Linked DNA regions of Homo sapiens: region 2 is linked to region 1. The links are chromatin loops, found by intact Hi-C in ENCODE. Cell type or tissue: A673. All regions are shown on one strand. Each heading gives the region's core, and the rest is flanking DNA. Links, peaks and the distances in the headings are about the cores only.

Evidence for each region. Hi-C counts contacts between places; a loop is a spot of excess contacts. Peaks named below come from ENCODE experiments on the same cell type or tissue, not always from the same donor. Only the 100,000 strongest peaks of a DNase experiment are listed, where the experiment ranks them.
Region 2: it touches region 1 in a loop (1.9-fold over the local background); 3 of 110 quality-filtered maps call a loop at or near these places.

Annotation. Positions count from the first base shown.
Region 1 is chr9:28,771,120-28,777,885 of GRCh38, reverse strand. The region is part of intron 2 of LINGO2 (leucine rich repeat and Ig domain containing 2); the gene reads left to right. Among named protein-coding and RNA genes, the nearest start is that of MIR876, 89 kb to the left of the region's middle. RefSeq lists an enhancer at 2,248-2,747. In A673, for the core only: a CTCF peak has its summit at 3,262 (motif pointing left); a DNase peak (open chromatin) is centred at 3,225; H3K4me3 peaks cover 399 bases; H3K27ac peaks cover 498 bases.
Region 2 is chr9:28,818,275-28,825,040 of GRCh38, reverse strand. The region is part of intron 2 of LINGO2 (leucine rich repeat and Ig domain containing 2); the gene reads left to right. Among named protein-coding and RNA genes, the nearest start is that of MIR876, 42 kb to the left of the region's middle. RefSeq lists an enhancer at 3,760-4,331. In A673, for the core only: a CTCF peak has its summit at 4,151; a DNase peak (open chromatin) is centred at 4,030; H3K4me3 peaks cover 346 bases; H3K27ac peaks cover 1,923 bases.

The DNA.
Region 1 (6,766 bases), core at 1,682-5,681:
AATGAAATAAAAAAGGATTTAATACCTTAAATTTATACACTGTCTTATTTGTGGAAGTCCCTTGCTTTGGCAGCTTATCAGAGCCAGCATAGTTATGGCCAGGACTTAACACGAGCAACTCAGCCACTGATGGGTCACAAATTTATAATGTCTCCTACCCACATCATGAGATTTTCCTTATTCTGTTCTCTGTCTTAGACCAAAAGATCTTTCTGTGAGATTATATGACGCACATTCCTGCACCTCTCTTCTCTTAAAGTAGAGTACCCTTTGCCTGTAACTCTCTCGTATTAAAATAGTGAAATCAATATATATCTTTCTGGAGAATTTGTATAAACACCTCACTGGCACACAGTTTGAGCTACAGAAAACTTTGTTTTTCCCAATACCTGATCTTGTATCGCCTCATATCTCTTTTATCGTCACTTGAGCTGTTGCTCCAGCTTTCAACAGCTTAGAAAACAGAATGGGAATTTTAGTGCCTAGAATGTAAACTGGTGGTTGAGTATCTTAAAATAGGACCCTGCCTACTTTTCTTCAGTTTTAGAGGTATTGTTTCAAGTTTCTATGCCTCCCTTTCTTCTGAAATAATGATTGTTTTTATTCAGTCTCAATTGTTCAACATGCATATAATTCATCAAATATTTACTGAGTGTATTAATCCCTTTTTACATTGCTAGAAGAGCTACCCGAGACTGGGTCATTTATGAAGAAAAGAGGTTTAATTGACTCACAGTTCCACAGACTGTAGAGAAGCATGATTGGGAGGCCTCAGGAAATTTACAATCATGGCGGAAGGGGAGGGGAAGAAAGCGCGTCTCACCAAGGCAGAGCAAGTGGGAGAGGGAGCAAAGGGGGACGTGCCACACACTTTTAAACAACCAGATCTCGTGAGAACTCACTATCATGAGAACAGCAAGGGGGAAATCCAAGGGGAAATCATCACCTCCCGCCAGGCCACTCCTACAATTTGACAAGAGATTTGGGCAGGGACACAAATCCAAACCATATTATGGAGTAACTTCTGTCTGACAAGTTGACTGAAAAAAAAAAAAGAGGCAGCTGTGTGACTGGGGTTCTATATACTCTATACTTCCTCTGTTCTGACACAAATCTCACTCATCGTTATTGCTTATTTACTTGACCAGTGGTGTTCTTTGACTTACAATAACCTTTGAAAAGGAAAGACAGTGTCTGTTTAGTTCATCATTGTATTTTCTGTGCTTAACATGGTACCTGGTATGCATCGTGCCCTTAACAATTTTTGTGGAATAGAGAGAGGGAGAATGCATGAAAGGAAACAGCTCCAGCATGGTTACCAGCTCATAATATTTTTTCTTTTGAGAAGATACTCTAGGGAAGGATTATAGCTACTGGTTAAATTAGTAATATTTGAATATTGAATTTGAGTAAACTTTCTGCATTGTTAGTTTTCATTATTTAGTTTTTGCATAATTCTAAAGGACAGGCAGAACAATTAAATGGCCATTTCTAGAGTTACAATTTAGAGTCAGTTATTTTGATTCAAAATGTCTGTAAAATAAAGCTTTTGTTCATTTGATTCATGGGCTAGCACATTAAAGTATAAGAAGGCAGAAAGAAAAAGAGAGAAAAAAATTGTGATAGCCTCCTTTTGGCTACTGTTTCTCATCTTTCACCACTTAAGTGGTCGTTCAACCATTCTCCTATCCTAAGGATCACTAAAGCTCACTGTTTCCTCACTGAAGCCAGGGGCTTATTCAAGAGTTAGATTTTGACTTATAACAAAAGTATTCCATAAACTGACTTTTTCAGGATCCTCAAAACCATGTTGTTAATAAACAAACCTACTCTTTCTTTGATGAACCCATCAAACACACACTCTGAGTGCTTGCCATGAGCCAGGGACTGGTGACATGAAAATTGCTGATTTCTGCCCTCAAGCACTTCAAATGTCCTTCTGGATTTTGAAGCAAAGGAGAAGATATATGATGTTACAATTTTTTTCATTATTCTCATTAAAGATGTCACCACTAGGGTCTCAAGGCATAACCAACTAGGTTTTCCAAACAAAGAGTGAACGAACAAAGTATATTTTCCCCAAATTTAGAAAATATCATAATATTTCAGAATGGCCAATAGTTTTGCATGGAGAATAAACTAAGAAGTACAAATCATTATCAGTATGCACATTTCTTAAAATTACATCTTTAATAGTTCTTAGCAGATGTCAATCATGAAATTCTTCTTCTCAGGCAGGACTCATGTAAGTTCATTGAACATTAGACTTATAATATTTAAGGCCCCATAGTCCAGTGATCTTACTTAATGTTCAGGAAGTTTGAGGCCCAAAAAGATATGTATTCTTTCCCATGGCATCTAGAACATAATTGACCAGGGAACTATGTGACTTCCAAACCATGCTGGTATTTAAAGAAGCCATTGGACCTTTTAGAAAATTATCAGGCAGGCCATGCACTCTAAAGATTCAGTACCTATGCACAGATAGTTTCCACTATCTTTGGGGCTCAGAAACCTGGCTCAGATAGCAGTGAGATTCACAAATGGAAAGAATCCCTGTTTGAAGGGAGTGAACCAATGATGTGCTTCTCCAAAATCAAGTGGTGGTACAACTGTGTAATGTAGGGAGCAGCTTTAGAAAATGGGTGGCTTTTCACAACCAAAACACCGGGACCTTTCCTGTGCTAAGAAACAGAGAATCCAGAGTTCGGCTCAGCAGTCAGTGACTGCCAAGCAAAGCTTCTCCTCTAAGGCACAACTCATAACTCTGTTTTGCCTCCTATGCTCACTTTGGCAGCATCACCAGCAATATCCGCACACACATTATTGGTCACTCCCCTCCCCTTCTTCCAGTTGACTCTGTTAACATGTTTATTGCCAGGCATACTAAAAAAGCAAAGCTTTGACAAACAATTTACTTATTCGACGATTTGTTCCTGTGTGGTCTTTGAAATGCAAAACACATAAACAGTCAAGTTTAAGGTCCAGCGCTTTCATTTTGGTTAAATATATACAGCTGTTAAAATAGGGGAAACATTAATTTTCCTTATTATTAATTTGATTTGAAAAACCCACAATTTTGTTGATTCCCACTGAAAAAATTGAACTTTGCAATACTTTGTGTTATAATGTAGATATTCCTGAACGTAATTTACTTTGATCCTTTACCACTACATATTGGATTGTAAATTAGCTATCCTCCCTGTGGATTTAGAAGTGCAGTCACTGTATCTGTAATCTGGTTTTAGCGACCTCTAGTGCCAGAAAAGTTTAATTGCTCTGCTTTTTTTTTTAAGTTCAGAGCTGACAAGATATCTTTTAAATCATGCACATCAGTGACATCACATATATAAAATGAGAATATACCAATCACATTTTTCTATAATGTGTGTGTGTATATATATGTGTGTGAAATGTGTATAGGCATGGGCATATGTATGTACAATAATTCTAATATTTGCCTTGCAAACAAGCATGAGATTTTTGTTGGATACGTTTTGGCAATGGCCAAAAAAAATTCAACTAACAAAAAATGCAAAACATGTATTTCATTCCAGGAGGAATCCTCTTTCTTTTTTGCTATTCAGTGAACCGTTTTAGGAGGTCTTATATAAACTTATACTAGCATAGCTTACATATGTACCTTATATTGTGTAGAAAACTATTATAAGAATAGAAACTTGAACCTCCTGAACAGCTCATGCTCTATTATTGAAATTAAAATCAAAAGAGAAAGCTCAAGTTTCTTGCTGTTTAAAGTGTTTTAAATCTTGCCTTTACAAAAAGTGAGATGCTAAAGTAAGTGTGTGTGTGTGTGTGTGTGTGTGTGTGTGTGTGTGTGTGTATCAAAAAGAAAATGACATTTGGCCCACATACCTAAAATTTCTTTTAACATATCAAAAAAGTTTAACCTTGCTTATATTTACAAAAATACCAATTCCTCAGTTATATTATTTTATAAATTTCAAGGTAAACTGAATTTCCTTTATAATAAGTATTCATAGTCTTGCAGCACGATGTAGCGTGAGTTTCACAGGACTCCTGAGGACTGAAAAACATCCACATTTAAAGGAGTTTTTATTTAATTCTTCATATTTTACCCTCTCTCCAGTTGAATTACCCTTTCCACAAGCCTGCTCTCCACATCTAATTTTGGTGATTCAAGCATTTGCCATGAGTTTTCATTGAGAGCAAAATATCATCTTACTATTTGGTCAAACAGTGAATAATCAATAGTATTGTACAAACAAGCAGCATGAATAATAGATAAACCTAAAAGCTTAGAGATGCAGGTTTCCTGCAGTGGGATTTGGAAGGAATTATTCAGTATGCAGCCCACCATTTAATGGGGGGAAATGTTGACGTTTCAGCACACTAGTAGCAGAATCATCATCATCATCACCATCATCCCACTAATTTTTTTCCTTATATAAATAGTACACAGTACCCCTCACCATACATAAATAGCTATCCTTCAAACACTACAACTTTGTATGTAAGTCACTTTTTTTTTTTTTTTCTGAGATGGAGTCTTGCTCTGTCGCCCAGGCTGGAGTGCAGTGGCACGATCTCAGCTCACTGCAAACTCTGCCTCCTGGGTTCACGCCATTCTCCTGCCTCAGCCTCCTGAGTAGCTGCGACTACAGGCGCCCGCCACTACACCCGGCTAATTTTTTGTATTTTTAGTAGAGACAGGGTTTCACTGTGTTAGCCAGGACAGTCTCGATCTCCTGACGTCGTGATCCACCCGTCTCAGCCTCCCAGAGTGCTGAGATTTCAGGTGTGAGCCACCGCGCCCGGCCGTATGTAGGTCACTTTTGTTGCCTTACATTTGTGTCTAACCTAACTGAGCATTTCACTTTTATGTGATTATTATTTTTCATGACATTTTCTCACTCCATCTCTCAAGGCAACGTGATACTATGGAATGAGTTTAGAATCAAAAGGTTTGAATTCTAGCTCCATTTCAGTGATGTGCTGTTGTGGACAAATTGGATTAAGCTGGTGTGAGTTTGTGTTGTAGATTGATAGTATTGCCATCTTAAGTATATTACTTAACTACTGGAGCTTCAGAACTCCTCCTTCACTATTTGTATTTATCTCTATGGGCTGCAGTTTTAAAGTTAACTTTTTTTCTTCAAGTATCATATGGAAAGGTGTATCCAGAGTGCTGCTGTCTTGCTTACAAAGCCTATCCCTCTTAAGCAAGGGAACATATAGTACTGAAGTACAAAAAAGAGAGTTAAAGAAAATGTAAGGCCTAGAAGAAATAAGGTATGCTTTCAGCTTCAGCGGACAATTTTCAAGAGCCATTTAGTAATATCAATAACTGCCTAGAGCATGGTTTTCCATTCATTTACTGAAGAATTGCTAAGCTGGGGTCTCATTTTACTGGTTATTCGTGTGTGCTCACAAGTAGCCAAAAGTGATGCTGCTGTTATGTACATGCAACTGGTCTTCAGTGGATAGCTGCAGAATTTCCTTTCTGGGAAGGCTGAATTTCAAAAAGGATGTTACTAATAGTAAAGATGACAGAGAGAAGGAAGCCAAAGAACTGCACAGTGCCTCCAGAGCCATATATTTTTAGTATATTACCTGAGACCGCGGTCTGACTGGATTTTCTAGGGTGAGAAACTGGATTTAATCAATTACTCAAAGGTCACTTACTTATAATAATCAATCTTGCAAGACACAGATGTATAAACCAACTGCCAATTTATTAACTTACAAATGCGCTACAGGGATTCCATATTTGTTATGTAAGGCATCTCATTCTTCATATCTAGATGTTCGGGGAAAAATAATTCATTTACTCATTCATTCAGTGAATATTTATTGTTGAACGTGTCTTCAGAGCACTGTGCTAGGTATTTCAGATGAAGTAGTGAACAGGGTAGATATACTCCTTGTCTTCCTACGGCATTCAGTTATTCCATGAGTGTAGATAAATAAAAAGATAATGTCAATAAAATGTGATAAATGCTGTGATATGTTAAAAAATGAGAGATTTTGCCCAGCTATTCATGTTTACAAAAAAAGATCTATACTGAGACATATTCTAGGGAGATTTCTGAATTCTAAAGATCAAATCTAATAGTAATGATAATAATAAAGCATCTTTCCTAATAGCCAATCTTTCCTAAATGTCTGCTCTGTGCTATATGCTGCTCATCACTTTAAATGCATGATTGAACTTCACAACATTCTGAATATTAGATATTTTATTATTCCCCTTTAATTGATGAGAAAACTAAGGATTAGAGAGATTAACTAAATTCTCTTGTTCACAAAATTCACAAATGGTTTTACTGGGACTCTGACTAATGTCCAATTAATTCCAAACCTTATACTACCTTCTCTGAATCTCTCTCTCTCTCTCACACACACACACACACACACACACACACACACACACACACACACACACACACACCAAATAGGAAAGAAAAGAAAGGAGAAAGGAGACAGGGGGAGAATTTCAGTCACAGAAAGACATACCCAGATCAACATCAGATTTCTTATTGAAATAGTAAATTCTAGAGGAAAACAGAGCAATGTTGCAAGATCTTTTAGCAGCATTTCTTTCAATTGAAGTTATTTCCACCAAAAAAAAAAAAGCTCTTTGTTCATTTTATGTTTATTCCCATTGATTGTGATTTATGAAGTTGATCTTTTAATGAAACTGGTGCTCAGATGTGGGATCTTACGACTGACCTATATAAGCTGATTACAGGAGTTGAAGGGAAACCTTTAAAGTGTAGATTAA
Region 2 (6,766 bases), core at 1,878-5,877, 47 kb before region 1:
TGGTTTGAGTAACCATTAATATGCATGCAGCCTTCACTGTTAACAAACCATATTCTTAGGAGTTCTCTCATTCACCCTCATAACAACGTCATTAAGAAGATTTTATTTTCTTTGAAAACTAAAGAAAAGAAGAGGAGATCAAGTTTTTGCTTAAGGTCATACTACAAGTTAGTCCAGCCTACTGATTTAACACCAGTCTTGTGACTTTAGATCCTTTCTTCAACTCATGGTAAACATCTGATACTGCACAAAGCTTTAAAGGTATTTTCTGCTGCATTCATACTGGGTCTTGTGATGAGAGCCACATATCTAATATTGAAATTAGTCACATTTAACACAGGGCTAGGAAAGGCATGGTATGCATGTCAAGTTGCTTTTTCTACTCTGGTGAAAGACATCATTAATCAGTCTTTCCTGCTGAGTCTGGATGCTGCCTTGTAGCCTTTTTCTGCATATTACTCCAGGCAACCACTACTAATAAATCAGAGTTTTCTGAAACTTGAAACTGATTTGCCATTCTGACACTAGAGTCTTGAAGTGATGCATGTGCTCTGGTACAAAACTCAGTAAAATGACATGCCTAATTTCTAGTCCCTCAGGATAGCTCTTCCTTGTCCCGCATCTGAGGCTGATTAACTTCTTGAGCATCAGGTCACACTTGTTAAATTTGCCCTAATCATGTGCCTACTAATTGGGCTTATCTCTTGGTTCCTAGCACTAAGGCCCTACTTTTTACTCAGGGTCTAGAAACAGATATTCTATCTTGTTCCACACTCCTGAAGTTCTGTTTATAATCCACTTCCTTCAAGCTAGAGTTTTGCCTTAAGTTCTCCCCCTATATTCCCAGAGACTAGAGTCCAGTTCTTGTTGTCCAGTTTCTATGACTTTTGTCAGTTATTACCGTGAAACAAACCACCTTCAAACTTCACAGGCATGAGCGAATAACAAGTACTAACTATTTGCATAAATTTACAATTTTAGTGTAACTTTTCAGGAATTGCTTTACTCTGTTCCATGTGATACCAACTTTTTTTTTCTGTTTCTTTGGTTTAGTTTGTATGTATATATTTTTCCTGATTACCAGTTAAATACAGAGGTTTTAATTTCTTAGTTTAATAACTAAGGGCTATACACTGAAGTCAATATATATACCTGACATTTCAGCCTAAGTCAGTCAATATACACACCTGAGAACAATGAGACTGTACAGCTTATCATATACTAGAGGGCCTTTTAAAAAATAACAACAAAGCAGTGTCTACAGATTTTAAGCTTCATCTTGTACACTGACAATCCACTTTCAAGATAAGTCATTCAGGTGGTTGACAGTTCAGTGCCGCCTTTGTCTAGGAGCTAATCCAGGGCTATGTATGGGCTGGGGCTTCAGTTCCTCTGTACATGGGCCTCTCCAAGGCATCTTAGGCTTTCTCACAGCATGATGGATAGATTCCAAAAACAAGTGCTCCAAGAGTGCATCCATTCTTTTGACTAATCTCAGAGCCACTTCTGCCATACTCTTGTGATCAAAGCAGTCACAAAGGCCAACCCAGGTTCAGAGATAGTACCATAGATTTTACCTTTTGAAGGAGGAGTTACAAAGTCCTAAAAGAGCTACATATCTGGAGATACGTTATGGTAATCTTCGGAAAAACCTTTTGATATATTGACCTATAAAACCTTTTAATATATTGACCTCCTTCCTGCTGCTGGATTTCTAGGAACCATCTGCCTAGATGTCCATTTAGTGGCCCACTGTCATAGTTTGTAATGTTGCTTCCATAATATATCCTTTTATTTATAATTCCCCCTACTGCTAACATTTGACACACTCCAGGAAGGTCCTATCATCAAGAAATCCTGAAAAATAAGGTGAGTGGGAGAAAGAAAGCATGTTTTATAGAGCCAAATGGACCTGATTTCAAATCCTGGCTTAATAACTGAACTCTGAGAAATTTACCTCTCTCAGTCCCAATTTACTTTTCTATCAAGTGAGTACAATACAATTCCAACTCATTGATATGAGAATTAAGCATGTTAATATAGTAACAGGTTTATTTAATAGTCCAAAAGCTGCTGGGTATTAACATAAAAAAGTATATTTTTTATTCAGTTGTCACTTTGAACTGTGTTCTGTTTCAGCCTGTTCCTTTTCTATACCCAGTGCCATCTCTGGATTTTAATTTTTTCAGTATGTATTAGTCAGGGTTCTCTGGAGGGACAGAACTAATAGGATAGATAAATATATAAAGGGGAGTTTATTAAGTATTCATTCACATAACCTCAAGGTCCTAAGAAAGGCCGTCTGCAACCTGAGGAGGAAGAAGAGCCAGTCGGAGTCCCAAAACTGAAGAACTTGGAGTCTGACGTTTGAGGGCAGGAAGCATCCAGCACAGGAGAAAGATGTAGGCTGGGAGGCTAGGCCAGTCTAGTCTTTTCACATTTTTCTGCCTGTTTTATATTCTAGCCATGCTGGCAGCTGCTTAGATGGTGTCCGCCCAGATTAAAGGCAGATCTGCCTTTCCCAGCCCATTGACTCAAATGTTAATCTCCTTTGGCAACACCCTCACAGACATCCCCAGGATCAATACTTTGCATCCTTCAATCCATTCAAGCTGATACTCTGTATTGACCATCATACATTGCTTGCATTTCTGGTTACTTAAAGTTATTAAAAATTTATGACAGTTAAAACTTCCATATTGTGATCAGTTTAGCATGTCCTCTTCCTCGTAGTGCAGGCCAGGTTTATGTCTTGAGAAACTTGAAGTATGCAGAGGGTATAGTTTGCTTTTTATTCGGCCTCCATTCATCACCTGTAGGTAGAGTTAGAGGAATGTTAACTTTGGTTGAGTATGCTTTGGTGTGAGATTCTTCTCTTTTCCCCTTTTCTGGGATTTCTTGGCTTCCATGGGACTGGAGGGCATAAGGACCTTGGGAGATAAGAAAATAAAGAGTTCGGCCACCTATGAGTCATTTAGAAGTATCTCTGGGCTTGCTCTGACCAGGCTGGTTTTGTCTGCTGCTTCAGGTCTCTGTTGATGGTAGGTTTGATTTTAGAAGAGACAGTATCCAGGTTCACCTTGACTCCTTCTGTCAGTGAAGACCCCTTAGAGAGGCACAGCATTGTCTCCCACTCTCCAACAGTCTATGCACATCTCTGGAGTGATTATTACCTTGACGGGCCTTTGACCACCTGGATAATTCTAAACTACTGCTCTTTCCCGTATCCTCTATACTTCATGTGGAACCAGAAGAAGCACTGAGGGCATCGTGGAACAGGAATGGGAACGTCCTCCCATCTTTTGCTGCCCAAGCACCTTATCCCACACATGGTTTCTTTACTCTGTGGTATGGGCTGCCAGAGCAAGTATACCCAGTTTAGTAATTTATTGTTATGAAGCCAGCACCAGGCCTATTGTTCTCTAACTCCAGGCTTTGCCCAAGTACTTTTTCACAACGTTCTGTTTTGATGGCAGCATTGAGGTAGGACTGTTGCAGCTACAGCTGGAGGCATCTAGTTCCAAGGCTGAGGTTATCACTTGCTCATTTTTGCAAATTTCCGTGATCTGTATGAATAAATTCCTAAGGGCCTTCTCTATTACTTGCCTTTGTTGGGGTGAGCATCCCACCAGGAGGAACATTATTGCTACTTCCCTTGCTCATTTGTTTTTATAATCTTTCAGCCCAGCTTTTGTTTAGTCCTTTATTTCCTACTCCTTCTGTTGGAAACTCCCAGGAAACAAAGCAGCACAGTTTCAGCAGGCTTTCACAGAAGCAACAACATTCTATCAGAGTCTAACAAGAATTAAATATAACCGGAGGACCCTCCAAGATATGCCCCTAGTCAGTGCACCCTGTGTGATGCTCACTTTGTTCGCAAGGGCTATGTAGCCAGCATGATGTTTTAGGAACTTATTTATTTTTCCCAACAATGGATGTAAAGGATTTCCTGCTCCTATTTAAGTTAGATACTAACAACTTCCTTAGAGATGCTGGGCATGTTAAAATTCTAGCTGTGAAAGCAGCAGTGAAGGAAGCTGTGCATTGTTAATCCTTCCTGTGACAGAAACATCAAAAAGCAAGCCTTGAAGGCTCATTTATGAGGATGGTGTTTCCTCCACCCTTTACCAAGTGTGTGTGTGGGTATGGGGTGCCCCTCCTGGCAAGCCTGTAAAGCTGCGGGAACTGTGACTGCTGCTATTTTCGAAGCAAATTGATTATTGGCCTTCACTGAATATTCACAGCTCTATTAGCCAAAACCCCCACTGTTTCTAAGGGAGTAAAAACTGGGTAGACTTCTAACTTTCTGTGCCCACTCTGTGCCTTAACAATGGCCCCAGGACTGCTACTTTAAACTGAATTTAGAATGAGAGATCCATTATATTTTCCTGTTTATATTTGTGAATTATGTTTGCCAGTTTTTTTGCAAATTGTTTTTAAAGTGGCCTGCCCTCAATTTTAAAATCTTTGTGCTCTGGACATATATAATGAACTTCATTCCAGGTAGAACTGAAACCAGCTTCCTATCCTTCTGACCTTGACTGATGCTTGACATACGTCAATGTATGGGATTACATGACATGTTGCTTTTTAAAGCTGTTATACTGCTTGCATCTTTTTCATCATTTTAGTGGAGATTTAGAATGTTGTATTCCGTTAGCCTAAGGTTTCTAAGGCCATTTTTGTCATCTTTTTTCTGTTGAAAATTCTCTAAAGGGTCTCTAATAGCTTGCTCAGTGGGTGACACACGTGGTCTTCTATAGTCTTGCTCCTAGGCCTATTTTTTTTTTTTTTCATCTTTTCTCCAGCACGTGCCCTTTCCTTAGGAAACTCTCATTCCAGTACCATATAATGCTCAGGAAAAAACTCATTTTGGTAATATATTACTTACTGGTTTCACTGTTTTTAAATGTTTCATGAGATTTAGTCTTACCTGTTCTTAGACATCCTGGTTAAAATGAGTGATAAATTAACATCAACATGGTCCCTGTACATATCCCTGTAGATGAATAATCTAAAAATGTCCAGGAAATTAGAATTAATTTATTCAAAGCAGAATACGACCATTTGATTCAGAGGGTGGGGGATTTTGGTGAGGAGGAGTGGTAGGTGTGGGTGGGCAGGTTATATATGTATGCTCCTCCCCTTCACTGATAAAAGGAGAGTTTACCAAGAGTAGAAGAGACAATAAATGGGATATGTGGTTTCTATAGCCCAGGAAGCTGCTATGGAAACTTCATAAACTCACAAGGAAACTGTGAATTTGGACACTGACTTAATGGTCAGCACCAAGGCAAGTAGTTTCTCATGACGTGCTCTGCCACAGGACCTGCTTGGCCTGTGATTAGGTAATAGTGATACAAAGTTAGAGAACATGTCTTCCTCATTAGGCCCTTGCAGTCTAGTGAAAAACACAAAACACCACAATATAATAGCTGTTTGAGTGGTGAACTCTGGTAGACACTCCAGGATTCAGAATAAGTAGACATGATCTCAAGGAAACTCCTACCAACTAGGAGGGAAAAGAAATTCATACAAATAAATATAACACAATTTAAGATTTGGCATGTGGAATAGTGGTAGAATATGCCAATATGCCATATCAGATGTTATACAATGAAACTTTTTTTATAAATGCTTGTGGATGCATAGAGGAAGAGATATAGCTGCCAACTTGGGAGGGGAGGGGAAGAAGGATGATGGGTGGAGATTAGAGAAAGCTTCACAAAAATAGTGAGATTTGAGCCAGACTCCAAGACTGAAAAGAATTGGATGAAAGGGTATAACAGGAAGAGGATCAACAAGAGCAAGAGCGAGGAGGTTGACAAGTATATCCCCTGCTTTCAATGGTGGTGAGTGTGCTGTGATGATAGCCTGATTATGGAAGGGAAGCTCTGATGGATAAGACTGAGAACAGGCTGCTGAGGACCTTTAATTAGTCATGCTGAAGGATTTGGGGCTTCTCAAAGAATGATGAGAGCAGTCTAAAGATGGATCTATCATCTGAAAACCTTCCTCAGGTAGAAAAAAAACAACAAAACTATGTATTTATGTGCTTAGCAACTGTTTTAGCTTTCTTATTGTGAATGGTTAAAGATTTAATGTGATTGGTTTTGAAGAAAACAAACAAAACACTCCAGAATTAGTAAGAGTGTTTTTCAGGTTTAAAGTTTTTTTTTTAGTTTGTTAATAGTTTACACCCTGTGAATAATGTGAGAGCTCTATCTTTTTACACTGCCATTCAAAGTGCAAATTAGAAAGTTTATCTCCTTAAGGTTTGAGCTTGAAAACTGATAATTACAGATTCCCAGGAGAAACAGTTAACTTCCTGTAAAATGATAAAAGAATGAGTTGAGGCCAGGCACAGTGGCTCATGCCTGTAATCCCAGCACTTTGGGAGGCTGAGGCAGGTGGATCACCTGAGGTCAGGAGTTCGAGACCAACCTGGCCAAGATGGTGAAACCTTGTCTCTAATAAAAATACAAAAATTAGCTGAATGTGGTTGCGGGCATCTGTAATTCCCAGCTGCCAGGGAAGCTGAGGCAGGAGAATTGCTTGAACCCAGGAGGTAGAGGTTGCAGTGAGCCTAGATTGTACCATTGCACTCCAGCCTGGGTGACAAGAGCAAGACTTCATCTCAAAAACAAACAAATAAAAAGAATGAGTTGATGCCTCTAGAAGGAAAAGTTAATATGGTAGGTTAATTAAATTCCCTTTTCTCCAAAGAAAGAATTTTTCTTGAGCCATCAGCTACTGTCTAGGACCC